Regions from separate parts of the Homo sapiens genome. Here regions 1 and 2 are each linked to region 3. A link is a contact called in ENCODE Hi-C or POLR2A ChIA-PET data. All regions are on one chromosome and are shown on one strand. The core of a region is the stretch at or near the end of the contact, and the rest is flanking DNA. Distances in the headings are between cores, read along the strand shown. Region 1 overlaps PEX5L (peroxisomal biogenesis factor 5 like). Region 2 holds the start of CCDC39 (coiled-coil domain 39 molecular ruler complex subunit). Region 3 has its middle 150 kb from the start of LINC02053.

What was found. Hi-C counts contacts between places; a loop is a spot of excess contacts on that map. ChIA-PET counts read pairs that join two places held with the same protein, here RNA polymerase II (POLR2A). Pooled maps may share reads with other maps.
Region 1: a loop to region 3 is called in a map with no recorded cell type, with 3 times the contacts of the local background. The contact joins two enhancer-like sites. A Hi-C loop is called at or near these places in 1 of 168 maps with a recorded cell type or tissue (PC-3), 6 of 37 single-sample maps with no recorded cell type and 3 of 50 pooled maps. POLR2A ChIA-PET finds 5 or more read pairs at or near these places in 1 of 52 experiments (OCI-LY7).
Region 2: a loop to region 3 is called in a pooled map, with 4 times the contacts of the local background. The contact joins the promoter of CCDC39 here to the enhancer-like site in region 3. A Hi-C loop is called at or near these places in 3 of 37 single-sample maps with no recorded cell type and 3 of 50 pooled maps. POLR2A ChIA-PET finds 5 or more read pairs at or near these places in 1 of 52 experiments (PC-9).

Annotation. Positions count from the first base shown.
Region 1 is chr3:179,808,825-179,813,327 of GRCh38, reverse strand. It overlaps PEX5L (peroxisomal biogenesis factor 5 like), which reads left to right. Exons shown (of 15, transcript NM_016559.3): 11 at 1,457-1,527; 12 at 3,660-3,857. Among named protein-coding and RNA genes, the nearest start is that of PEX5L-AS2, 87 kb to the left of the region's middle. RefSeq lists an enhancer at 1,667-1,716. Within about 2 kb of position 1,812, at least 3 of the 41 ENCODE cell types and tissues checked have a DNase peak (open chromatin) inside an H3K27ac peak, as active enhancers do.
Region 2 is chr3:180,677,637-180,682,198 of GRCh38, reverse strand. It overlaps CCDC39 (coiled-coil domain 39 molecular ruler complex subunit), which reads left to right and starts at 2,710. Exons shown (of 20, transcript NM_181426.2): 1 at 2,710-2,908. The coding sequence starts at 2,819. CCDC39-AS1 (CCDC39 antisense RNA 1) reads right to left here and starts at 2,118. Exons shown (of 2, transcript NR_046725.1): 1 at 2,009-2,118. RefSeq lists enhancers at 2,209-2,258, 2,339-2,438.
Region 3 is chr3:180,264,536-180,269,157 of GRCh38, reverse strand. No RefSeq gene overlaps it. Among named protein-coding and RNA genes, the nearest start is that of LINC02053, 150 kb to the left of the region's middle. Within about 2 kb of position 1,762, at least 2 of the 41 ENCODE cell types and tissues checked have a DNase peak (open chromatin) inside an H3K27ac peak, as active enhancers do.

The DNA.
Region 1 (4,503 bases), core at 563-3,062, 460 kb after region 3:
TACGATCTCAGATTCATAAATAAGAAAATGAGGGCCTGTGGTAACTAACAAATTCCAGACAAGGACCCAGGGCTTCTGAACCTATGGAGACCTCAAAGTTAAAGTAATAACACTGCAGACAGTGAAAATGACACCATGGCCAAAGGCTAGAAAAACGTCCCCAGAGAAAGACTATTTCATCAATCTTTTCTTAAGAAGCATTCTAAGATATATGAAAGGTGAAATCAAAATAGAGGTTGCTGTCTGTATGTTTAAGAGATTTAAAAGAATCAAGGATATTTGGAGGGAGGAATAATCAGTATTTTTATGAGTTTATAAGGTATATGTAATTATAACCCATGAGAGGAAAAGCCAAAACCATTCAAATGGCACTTTAAGATAACTGTGCTTTCATAGAGTTTTGTTTTAAAACGGTATAATCTAAAATGATGTTTGGGGAGTGTGTAAGAGTCTTTGGGGAGTGTGTAACTCTCCCAGCCTTGGGAAGGAGAGTTACACACTCCCCAAACATTTTTAAACCTTAAGACCCTAATATACCTCCACCCCCAGCAAATTTGAAGACAATGTGTGTAATGAGAGGTTTCTGCTTGTGTGTATTACTCTTATAACAGTGTGAGAGTTATTGTTCTTATGAGTATACAGAGAAAAATTTGCTGTGTTAAAAACTTTAATTCTAGATATAAAAACATAAGCTATCTGCTTGAAGATGTTCTTCATATTATTTACAATAGCAAACAATTGCAACCAACTTAAAGCAATAAGGGAATTGTTGAGTAAATAATGGAATAGCCATTCAACAAAATCCAAATTAAAAATTACAAGGATTTTGTAAAAACATGAAAAAGGGCTTAAGGTACGATGAAATGTATAAATGTAGACTATAAAATTATGTCTACATTATGATTGTGTTATATGTTTTGTGCATTTTAACAGTGATTACCTTAGAGGAATGAACACATCATGGGAGATTTTGTTTGTTTTGCTTTTCCTAGTTCCTAAATCTCCTGTGAATTCTTCTAGTAAGTGACTTTCATTCATACAAGCTAAGTTAATATTGTACATCTTGAGATTCCTTATTGTAAATTTCATTTAGCTACATTTCTGGGTTATATTTCCACCCCTTTTCCTCACAATCGTATAATTTTATATATTTATCCTTTGGTTTTAAGATACCTAATATAACGAAATCTCAGAAATTCAGAGGTTTCCATCGCACTGGGTTATAGGAAAGGATAAATACTGAACGAATTTGGAAATAATGACAGAGGATCTTGAGCCAGGTGTCACAAGAGAGTTTGAATGAAGAAATGCATACAATATTTTTCCCTTTTATATAGCGCTCACATATGAGACAGCTTGCTCTGCATAGGGGATCCATCACAGGTCAACAAACCAACTGAAGCACATGAGTAATTCTGCTTCATCTTGCAATGTTAACATCAGTTGTCTTTCGTAGGCATGGCAGTTCCTCGGGATAACCCAGGCGGAGAATGAAAATGAACAAGCAGCTATTGTCGCCCTCCAGAGGTAAAGGAAGCTAAGTGCAAAATCATGGGCCTGGTGGATACTTGTTAATGAACTTCCTGTTTCAGATTTGTCTTTTGATCTTTACTGAAGTACAGTGTAAAGAATTTGTAAAGGATAAGTGCTGAGATACCGCATATCACTCACACTTAGCTCTGAAAAACAACTTAGAATGAAGTCATGTTCCTAACAATGTCTTACTATCTACAAATCAATGGACATTCACTGGCACCAGAGAAAGCCTGTGTTAAACCCAGTCATAAAGTAGACTCATTGAATAAATAGTTCCTTTTAACGTTTTAGCCTTCTGAAACATCTGAAAATATTCTTCAAAAAAAATAAGTGGAGTACTGACTAATGGTCTGGATGACGTTGGAGCAGGAGGGATGGGAACAGTGGGTGTGTGTAATATTACACCCTACTTGACTAGAGCTCCTATTTAAACCCTGGAAAAGTAGCCTCTGCCAAATAGACTTCCACTTTCCCTACCTTTTATTTTGAGTGCCTTTAATATAGTGCTATAGGAAGAGAATATATATGTGTGCGTATACATATGCACACACACACACACACACACACACACACATACATTCCATATGTTATATGTATGGTGTTTATATGAATGTACATACATAATGTATGTGTATAAATCCTATAGCTTTGGAATATCAGATTGTAAGAATTCTAGACTCTTGCAATTCTAGGGCTTTACAATCTTGGAATCCTAGATTTCAAGATTCTGTTGGTATTTGATGAAGTAACGGTGCCTGGGGTGTGGCCCTGCGTTCAGAGCCTTTTCCTACAGATGAGAGAATTGGGGATCAGGAAAGGTCAAGGTCACACAGAGAGTATGTAACAGAGACAGAACTTGAACCCTCATCTCCCAACTCCACATCTGGAGCTCTGAGTCAGTGGTTCTTAACCCTGTATACACATGCACATTAGAATCGTTTGGAGGGGAAAAATAATGCCCAAGCACAGCCCAGAGATGATCATTTAATTGATCAGGGCTGGGAACCAAGCAGCAATAGTTTTAAAACTCCCAGGTGTTTGTAATGTGCATCCAGAATTAAGAACCTCTCTACCCAGTGCTGATAATCTGGGAGATTAGGCCCACCACAGAGTGGTATTATGTCCTGCCTAGGGCTTGCTCCTCAGAGTCTTATCCAGAGACCTCATCATCACCTGAGAACTTGTCAAACCTGCACAATCCCAGGCCCACCCCAGTAGACCTACTGGATGAGAATGAAGATTTTATAAGACACCCCAGATGATTCACATGCACTTCAGTTTGAAAATCCCTTGCTAGAGGCCAGTGGAATAGAATGAGGGGGAGTAGCTTTAGCCTGTGTCTCCTGTAAACCCACATCAGTAGTTCTGAAAACACAGGAATTTCCCTCTCCTTTGCAAAAGACTGTAAAATCTTTCATATCTAGATGTCTACATTCAAGTCAGTTCTCTTTGGGGATAATAGATATTTAATATATTGGTAGTAGAGGCCAGGTGTGGTGGCTTACACCTGTAATCCCAGCATTTTGGGAGGCTGAGACAGGCGGGTCACTTGAGGTCAGGAGTTTGAGACCAGCCTGGCCAACATGGAAACCCTGTCTCTACTAAAAATACAAAATTAGCTGGGTGTGGTGGGCATCTGTAATCCCAGCTATTCGGACGCTGAGGCAGGAAAATCGCTTGAGTCCAGGTGGCAGAGGTTGCAGTGAGCCAAGATCACACCACTGCACTCCAGCTTCAGTGACAGAGTGAGACTCTGTCTAAAAAAAAAAAAAAAAAAAAAAAAAAAAAAGCAGCATTAAAATAATGATATCCCCTATTTCTCATGAGATCTCATTAGATTAAGCACTAATAAATCATGTGCAGGGATAAGCCACATAGTTTTAAAGCTACTTATTAAAATTACCAAACCTAGCAATCATTAGGGTAAGTTTTAACTTTCTTAAAAATATGCTGAGGTCTCCATTTTTATGTGGATAAATATGGTGCTTTCCAGGAACTTGACATAAGCAAGCTTACCAATGCTTTTGCAGTATTTAGTTAATAAAGACCCCCCACATTTTCTGAAGAACTGTTAGATTGTGGCTCAAAAAAAAATCTGAAATTGGCTTCTTTTTTTTTTTCAGGTGCTTAGAATTACAGCCCAACAACTTAAAAGCTTTGATGGCCTTGGCTGTGAGTTATACTAACACTGGCCATCAGCAGGATGCCTGTGACGCTCTGAAGAATTGGATTAAGCAAAATCCAAAGTACAAATACCTTGTGAAAAGCAAGAAGGGATCTCCAGGCCTCACCCGGCGGATGTCTAAGTCCCCAGTTGATAGGTATCCTTCTCGTTATATTACAGCTGGCAGTAAACACCCATATATACAATGAATCACCTAAAGGGCAACTAATGAGCCTCACACCCTAGACACCACCCACTCCAGAATGGTTTGCAGGACAGTATTCTGCTGGAGGAGCATCACTCGTTAGAAAGATTAATGCTTAGACCAGGGCCAACCTTCGGGCACATGATCTACATTGTGGGCACTCACAGACATTTATCTGAGTGCCACATTTTAAAGTCAAATGCTTTGGACACAGAATTCACCCAAGGTGAAGTATAATAAATACCAATGCTCCAAGTTTTATCCAGCCTGAGAATTAGGAATGGGGAAAATGAAAGTCTCGTCTTCTAGAAATTTTGTTTTCTTTTTTTTTTTTTTTTTTTTTTTTTTTGAGGCGGAATCTCACTCTGTCGCCCAGGCTGGAGTGCAGTGGCACAATCTCGGCTCACTGCAAGCTCCGCCTCCCGGGTTCACGCCATTCTCCTGCCTCAGCCTCCCGAGCAGCTGGGACTACAAGGGCCCGCCAACACGCCCGGCTAATTTTTTGTATTTTTAGTAGAGACGGGGTTTCACCTTAGCCAGGATGGTCTTGATTCCCTGACCTCGTGATCCGCCCGCCTCGGCCTCCCAAAGTGCTGGG
Region 2 (4,562 bases), core at 1,461-3,960, 410 kb before region 3:
GACAAAATTGACATATGTAAATATTTATAGCTTCATTTAAAAATGCTGGTTAGGTAAACACTAAACAGTGGTACTCTCTTACAAGTAGGATTGGCATGGAGGTGAAATACATCTTTTTCTTTTACTTCATACATAGAAGTATTTTTTCTACATTATTTTTGCAGAACAAATAAACTTTATGTTTTAGCCTGCGCAACTTGATTTGGTGAATTTAAGGGAATAAGACAGTAAAAGGGTAACATCTTCTTTAGCATGTTGGAATTAAATTGAGCATTTCAACAACAAAGCTTATAAAACTATGGGTTTTGTTTCCAAAGCTAGATCTGGATGAATGCAAATAGAGTTATGGTCTAGAACTTGTAGAATTCGAGTGGGAACTAGGTGATACGAGATTCTGTAATGAGATACCATTTTAAGGCAGAATTGTAGAATTTGGAGAAAGCATGGGCATTTCATCTAGAAGTAAATATCATATAATTGTTATCCTCAAATTCAGGAAATGGAATCTTTGAGAAATGAGACATGGGATTCTCAGAGCTTCAGTTGCTAGACTTCTTATGCCCGTGCGGTATAAGGGCATGGAACTTACCTATGTAACTGTTTCTGTAGGACGTATTCCTAGAAGTAAAATTAATGGAAAGATGAAAAAGACTCCACAGTCATGCATTTGGCAGCTACAGCTGACACTGAGAGGGGTGCTTCAACTCATTGGCACAGGTCGAGGCAGCTCAGTATTCATATTAAAAACTGGGATGGTAAATTAGGTAATTTTAAGATACATGGGTGATAATACCAATTATTTTATTTTTACTTTTTGCTGTATTAAAAGGTAATTAAATGTGATTGGTTTCCTTAGCTCTTGTGAAGGTATTTTCGTAGGTGAATAGTTTTGTTCCAATTGATGTTTCTGTGAGGGCTGATTGCTGGAAGTCTTGTTCTGCCATTTTCCTCCCCACCTTTGACCCAACACCAATAATTTTAGAAAGCAGCATTGCCACAACATATCCCAAGTATAAATAACTATGTACCATCTTAACATAAGCTGAATACTAACATTTTCATTAGTTGGAATGACTAAACTATTATAAAATAAGTAATGATCATTTATAAAGGATTAAATGTCATTATATCTAAAATTCCACTATTACATGCAGGTCAAATTTCTTCTACAAGTTGAGCCTTTCTCCCCAGCCTTTAATCATTGTAGAAAGGGGGAATAAAATGCTTTGCTAATTCTAGTCTTTAAAGGCACTAAGTCCACAAGATTAAGTTTATGGAAAACAATGTAGGCACAAAGAGACAAAGCTCCTACAGGAGGATTTCAGAACTATAGTGACAAACAAATCGACTGTAAAAAGACATTTTTAGGACAGTCGAAATATGAATCTGAAATGGTTATTAGATGATATTGAAGAATAGTTGATTTTTATAGGTGTGATAATGATATTGTGCTTATGTTAGATAACATTAACCACTCTTCTACCAATACATGCTCATGTATTTAGGGCTGTAATGTCATGATGTCTATGATTATTTTTTCACTTGAGCAAAAGATACAGATGATGCTAACATGGCAAAATATGAATGCTAAATCAAGGTGATGCATATATAGCAGTTATTTATACTCTGCTTTCTATTCCCATATACATTTAAAATATTTATAATAAAAGTTTAACAATGTCTAGGTAAAATAAAATTCGAAAGAGCAAAAAAAATTACAGATGATTATTGGATACGTAAAATTAATTCATGCACAGCATCCCTTCTTTAATCACTTTGCCTCAAGGAGCCTCGGTTTAACTTACCGAGAAAATGAAAGGATTAGATTAGTTGATTGTTTTGTCCTTTCCAGTTCTGAGATACTATACAAGAGAGACTATAACTCAAATGCCTACCCGTGCCAAGCAGGTAATTCAAATTAGTGAACTGGTAAAGTGCTTTGTTGGTCTAAAGGGGGCGCCTCTCCAGCGGAACATTGCCTTTTGATAATGGGGATTGTGTCACCTACCCTTTTTCAAGCAGAGGAAATACAGACGTTTATGCGAAATTCCACACTTTAAATGTTAGCAAACAAAAATGCAAAGAAAAATGCAAGTATGGGAGTGGTGCCGGAGGGACCACCACACCGCGCCACAAGTGTGCGGCCTCCGCGCGGTCCGCGTCTGTGATCGACTGGGACATCCGCGATGGGGCCGGTGAGTGCGGTGAGGAAGGCTGGCCGACTGAAACAGGCGACGATCAGAACATCCCAGTGATGCCAGAGAGAGAGTTGTTTCCAAACACCAGTTCACTTCGGTCTACTTTCACCTACTGTAGTAGCTGAAATCTACACAACACAGCAAACACACCTTGAAAAGAAACTTAGTTTATAATCCCTGTTGGCTCCCGTCTTCCCCCAGGCAATCGGAGGATCGTGTGGTTTACTTCCAGCCAGCTGCCCCGTGGTCCTCCAGCCAGCTCCGGGGGCCACAGTTTTCACACGCTCCGGGAGCGATCCGAGAGCCGCCTTTTCGTGGAAAGTTACGCTGCCGCCTGGCAACCCCCGGGAACGTCGGGAGGGGCAAGTTGCTGCTCATCCCTCAGTGCTCAAGGTAAGAAAAAGATTCTTCGGCCTGCAGGCAGGGAGTTCTCAACCGGAAGTTTCGCCTTCGGGCTGGAGCGTTTCCTGTTTGGTAACTAAGGACGCGGGAAGGTTGCTAGGGCTCCCCCGGCAATTGCCGCGGCACTGTGCAGGTGCCTGGGCTTGACGCGGGTGCTGCTCACCCGCTGTACAAGAAGGCGGATCTTTGCTCTGTATCTTCTCTATCCGTTTGCAGTCATGAGTAGCGAATTCCTGGCTGAGCTGCACTGGGAGGATGGGTTCGCCATCCCGGTGGCGAACGAGGAGAACAAGCTACTGGAAGATCAGGTGAGATCAATTGAAGCAGGCGGGAGGAAGCAGAGAGAGCCTGTTGGGGGCGTTTTCTGGTTGGCAGTACTACCCCAGCCCTTTTATTTCTCTCCTTTCCTAATCCTGTGCTTCCTCTAACACTCCCCCGCACCATCGCCCTCCTCCCTTACCCTCTCTGCCTATTTCAGTAATTGTTAAGCATTTAAAAATGCTATTAAAACCATAATTGACATTTAGGGTTATAAAGCTCGAATTATTACTCCCTTCCTCATGCCCACTCCTCTTACTTATTTCGTTCCTCCTGGCGAGAGAGGAAAGGCTGGTTCCGGCGCCCGCTTTTTCCTTGCTCAAAAATTAAAGAGCTACTTGGAAAAGAATTTCTGAGGTTTGCATAGCAACGGTTATTTGCGCACGTTTATAAATTAAACTCCAGAAGGTTCATATTTCTTTGTGAGTTTTTGTCTGTAATGTTTAAAGCTGAAAGTGACTTGAGATGTTTTCAAGAGGAACAGCCCGGTAAGAATGAAATGTGCGGTTTACAGTTTTTCAAAGAGAAGATTGAGTTGTCACAGATTAACATAAGAAATTTTACGTTGCAAGGACGAACTTACACTAACTACAATTCATAGCAGTTGTTAAAAAAAAAAAAATTGCAGGCCGGGCGCAGTGGCTCACACCTGTAATCCCAGCACTTTGGGAGGCTGAGGCGGAGGAACCCTAAAAGCCAGGAGTAAAACAAGCTTGAACAACAAAGCGAGACCCCCCACAAACCCCTCCCACCGCGTCTCTACGAAAAAATAAAAAAATAAAAAATTGCAACCGGGTCAGCAAATTTTGAAAAACTTTGGTGGTGATATGTTGTGTAGAAGAAGGTCCAAGAATAACAGATGATGCTTACACAACTTTGTAAAACGGAACAGAAAGTTTTCTCAGCTCTAAAAAAGGAAAATGAAAATCCTGTTACTCTACCTTTTGAAAACAATGGAAATGCTTTTTAACACGTTCTGACCTATTTACTCATGTGTAATTTAGAAGACTGCAATTTTTCCCCAAAGGAGGGCAATATTAGGAAATGTAAGGGATCTAGCACTGAGTACCGAGGAATTAATACTAAGTATCCAGCCCTGGGTTCAGATCCTACTTACCAACCCTAATCCTGCTTCTTTTTTTGTAAAGCGGAGATGGAGATGAACAAACTAATTACTTCGCGGGCTCTAGGGACATAATATGGGTTAAGGTTCCATCCAAATTTTAGGTTTTAGTATTCTTGCCATAATATGTGTCACACAGGATTTTTATGTACATATTAAGTATATTAGCTCTTTTAAAAAAGTATAGAGCCATATAAAGAAGAAAAATGAGCACCACAATTGCATTAAATTAAATTGCTTTTTAAACTCTGACATTTAAAAAGCAACTCCTGTAAATTTAAGATATTCAAACAGAATAGAAGGGTATGAGATAAAAACATAAGGTATTTCCTCTCCAAAGTGTCCACTGTACTGTAGAAATGATTACCATGGCATTAAACACACATTTCAGACATCTTGGTATACAGATATACAGAAAGAAGAGAAAAATGAGTATTATAATGGAATTATATATATGCGGTATTTAACACAAAATATTTATTTTAGTATTTGAGAGAAGAAAAAGCAGTTGTTGAATTTCA
Region 3 (4,622 bases), core at 513-3,012:
CGTTACTGTGTATCCATCCAAAAGAACACTCATATGTTCATCGCAACACTATTCACAATAGCAAAAACATGGAATTAACCTAGGTACCCATCAAAGGAGAATTGGATAAGGCTCTTCCTTTATAGACGCTTTATTTTAAGGGGATGAATAATACTTTGTTGAGTGAATATTTCTTAGTTTACTTAGGCAGTCCTCTAATAACCACTGAAGTTGTTTCAAAGGTTTAAGTATTATCACATAGCAAACATCTTTATATCCAGTAATCTCTGAAAAAAAATCTCTGATTTTAATTTTAGATGAATACCTAGAAGTAGAATTCTTTGTTTTCTTTTGTAAAAAGCTATAAATTCTTTGAGCCTCTTTGTGTATAGTCCCAAATTAGTTTCCAGAAAAGTTGTACCAAAATAGTCTTACACCAGTGTTAGAGAAGAGTAACTCTCTCAACATACTGTCACCAGCATTAAATATTAATTTTCAATCAATTTTGTTATTTAATGTAAAGAACATATAATCTTTTTGACTTATCAAAAGGAAAATTACTTTCTGTTCATATGAATAGCAGCCTGCTGGTCAGCAAGTTTTGTGAGCCCCTGCAGAGACAGCCTAGAAGTCAATTATCAATATTCACCATTGGAAATCTTGCCTTCGATCAATATATTTGGAAGAAATGTGCTATCACGCATGTTATGTGATACAGACTTTATTAAACTTGTTCTCATTTTTTAAAAAGCTTTATTCTGAACTGAAGGATAATAATGAGCATTGACTTTAGACGTGGTCTTTTATTTTAGATGTAGCTGTGCATTTTATGACTGTCTTAAATTCACTCAATGCTTCTTTCTTGAGAGCATTCATTCGATATTTAAGAAACATTTACTGCGTGTATACAGTGTTTTGGTATGTATTATTTAACATACATTTATTAAGTATCTATAGTATTCTATGATAAACTAAGTGTTGAGGCACAGTGGGAAAGAAAACAGTTCTTGTCCTAAAAGCTTAATCCTTGTACGTGATTTACAATAGCAAATTCAAATAGTCCAGATAATCTCAGCAATTGGAGAAAATTTCTGAAAATATATCTGCACATTATGAGAAATAGAAGTGAAAAATTCAACTTTCTGACTGCCAGCCAAGAGCTCAATCTACTTAAAAATAATTGTACATCAGGATATTTCAACTAATAATGTTTGTGTATCATACAATTACAATTAAATATATAGTATGTACATGTGACTTAGAAACCAACTAGTCTCTATTCTCTGTATAAAAATGGACAGAGAAAAGACTTTTCTTCATATGAAATATGTAGAATATTCATAAACTCTGTTTTATCTTTATACATTCTATAACTTAGTTTTTTTTTCAGAAGAGAGATTAGATTCTAGTTCAGAAAACACGACTCAGTGCTATCTGATGTTCATTTCTGTCTTTGAACTGCACTGTCAATGACACTTCAAAAGAAAACTGGACACAGGACTTGGCACATACTTTAAATGTCAACATTGAATCTCCCTGACAAGAAGGAAAACCCTCAGAATTTTCGACCAACAGACATAGACCATCCTGTTGCTGTACTTCTCAGTCTTGGTGACAGTTCTCCTATTTGTCTAGAGCTTTTTCTGTGTCAAGAACATGTCTTTCTTTATTAGGCATATCTGGATTTATAATTCTCTTCATGAAAACACTGCTTAGAAGCTATCTCCTGGCCACAAGATGTGCAGATAATATCACTTTCATTTTCTGCTCTCCCCTCACAGTGCTCTAAGAAGTTAGTTTCTCTTTTGAAAGATGGCTTACTGATTAGAATGGAGTCAGGACATGATTATAGAAAGACAGTCTAGTATATAGTTAGGCCATGTCAGGACAGTGACTGGATAGTGTTACAAACGTGAGGGAGCTTTATAGCTCTCCAGTCACCATGCTAGTGAGGAGCAAGTTAAGGAACCATTATCTGAATGTCTGAAATATCAAGGGCATGTTTCTCAACATGCTTCAGTAAAACAGCCAATAAATACATCCTTCTGTTTTTCTTAGCACTTTCCTGTTCTTAGAGGAGTAGGAGTACTTTTTGTGGAATATTGAAGAAAGAATAGTTTTATATGTCAGACAGACTTGGGTATCAGTCTTGATGCTACTAAGTAAGTATGCTGTCTTGGGCTTAAGCTCCCTAAACTTCCAATTCCTCACCTATAAAATTGGGGAAATACTTTTAAAGAAGTGAAGCATAACTCCTCACTTCTGAAGTGTGAATTGTGCATAGTGACTTCCTTCCAAAGAGTATAGTATAGAAAGAAGGAAAAACAAGTAACTACAGTGGAGAAAACTGACAAGCCTGACCCCAAGTTTAAGATTAACAATGATGCTCATGTTAATAGCATATATTCTTGATATCATGTGATGAGAATGGCATTTTTCTCCCTTCTCCCCAAAAAACCCCATAATCCCAGTCTTATGAGAAAAGTATCAGAAGAAAACAAACTGAAGGACATTCTGCAAAACACTCTAACCAATACTCCTAAGCATGGGAAAATCATAGCCATCTTTACTTGATGTGAAGATTAAAACATATGTTTTAATTATTACATTATTATTGGATAATTACATATCATTCAAAATATACATTCCCACCCCATTAACATCAGGTTTGGCCATGTGACTTGCTTTGACAAATAAAATGTGAGCAGAAATGAAGCGTGTCCCTTCTGAGCTTCTATCTTGTGGCTTTCATGCTCTATTTTTCCTCTAAAACCTCATTAAGAACTCTCAGACAGTCAACCCAGATCCTAGAATGTAGACAATTAACTGCTGAGTGGCAGTTGACCTGGAGTATATATGTAGCATGAAAGAGAAATCAATGTTTTTGTAAGCTACTGAGATGTTGAGGTCATCCTTTGATAGCGTAACTGAGCTTAAGCTGAGGACCTAGTTCTAATCAGGTAATGGAGTCCATACATTTTTACCTTCTGTTTCCCTCCGCTTCTTGCTCTTCCCCCATGTCCCCTCCACTTTCTTCTCTTTCCCCTTCCATCAACTTTTCCTTCTCAGATTATCTTATAATTTATAAGTATCTCCTTCCCACTAACTGCCTTTAGACTTTAGCATTCTAGCTCTTCTTACATTTGCTCTTAGTTGTTTACATCACTTAGATTTTTCTGGTGTTTTCAGCTAGAAGCATCCATGAGTGATTGAGGTTGAGATAACCTCCTTCTGCTATTCATCTGCCTTTCTTTTTACTCTTTCTACATTGGTTTCCTGATGAAATTGAATTAAAATTAAGATCCAGAACCCTTTGAATGGAAAAAGAAACCACTACAAGGGAAATTAAGGGTGTTTTTAAAGAGGTTAGGAGCTGATTATAAGCATGTAAGCCTCATACTTTCATTTTTTCTTTTAGCATCAGCCATCTCCTGAATCACTGCCCAGTTGCCAGATGCAAGTTTCTTTCTCCAAAGTAAGCCTGGCCAATTCAGCAATTCTTGTTGACTCATCCAGCCTTCTTGTTCACCCAGGACTTACTTAGGCATCCAAAATGAAATTAAATTTAGATTCCTTAATCCTGAGATATCTGTACCTGATAAATGATGCATAGGACATACAGACAGAAAGGATTCCTCTTAATTATGTTCAATTTTAATTTCACATGGATGCAATTTATATGGGAAAATATGATTAGGTTGACCCAGCATTCACAAAATCAAAATATCCAAGCAACCATCTTTACAGGAAACGAATATCCATAGCACACAACTAGAAGAATCTCTGATGGGGTGGTGCTGTCAGACAGTATCAGAAGGAGCTGGTGTTGTGAAGTTAGACACATTTCACATCAGTTTCAAGATTAATTCGGTGGCACAGATAGCAAGAGTTGCTCACTGTTATCAGGTAAGCACACACGATTTTTTTCTAGTCTCTGGTAAGAAAGATTGAAGGGGTTGATTTTCCTTCTCAATTTCAATCTTCAAATTTATATTGCCATCTAAGGAGGTCATTTATCTCTCTCATCTGAACACATAGGATATGTCTGCCCAGGAGGATTCTCTGGGCATCTGGGAGCAAAATATGAAGTTAGTCTGCAAGATAGCTGATTGTTCAGGAATAACCCATGAACTTCTTCCATGAAAAATCCTGATGGCATGGCTGTGCTGGGAGTTTAAAGGAGATTGCCCTTTCAACCGCACAGGGGTTGGGTGTTATGGTGGAAGTGGGAAGAATGTCATAGGGTTTCAGAAAAATGCAAAAGAAGAGTGAATACTTTTTCTTTGCCAGAAAAGAACCTTGAATAGGATGCATTTTTCTAGTACAAAAAACTTAATTGCGTAGTTCTGAAAGATAGATCATTGTTCAGTTCATTTTGCTAGAGTTGGCAACTATGTAAAATTTGGATAAACCCAATTCTAAGTCCTATAAATGTTTGTTGGTGGTTAGAGCTCTGTAGCTTCTTAAAAAGCTGACTGGGCAATTTTCACAATGTTTAAGAATTACGTAGAATTTCCACTACTGTTTCTTTCCAGGCCAAGAAAGAGAATGTCGTGGGCAGTAATGGATGAGACAGTCCATCTGGAAAACACTTATTTGCCTTACAGGTTTTGTTAATTCAGCAAATTGGTCCTAAATTTTTT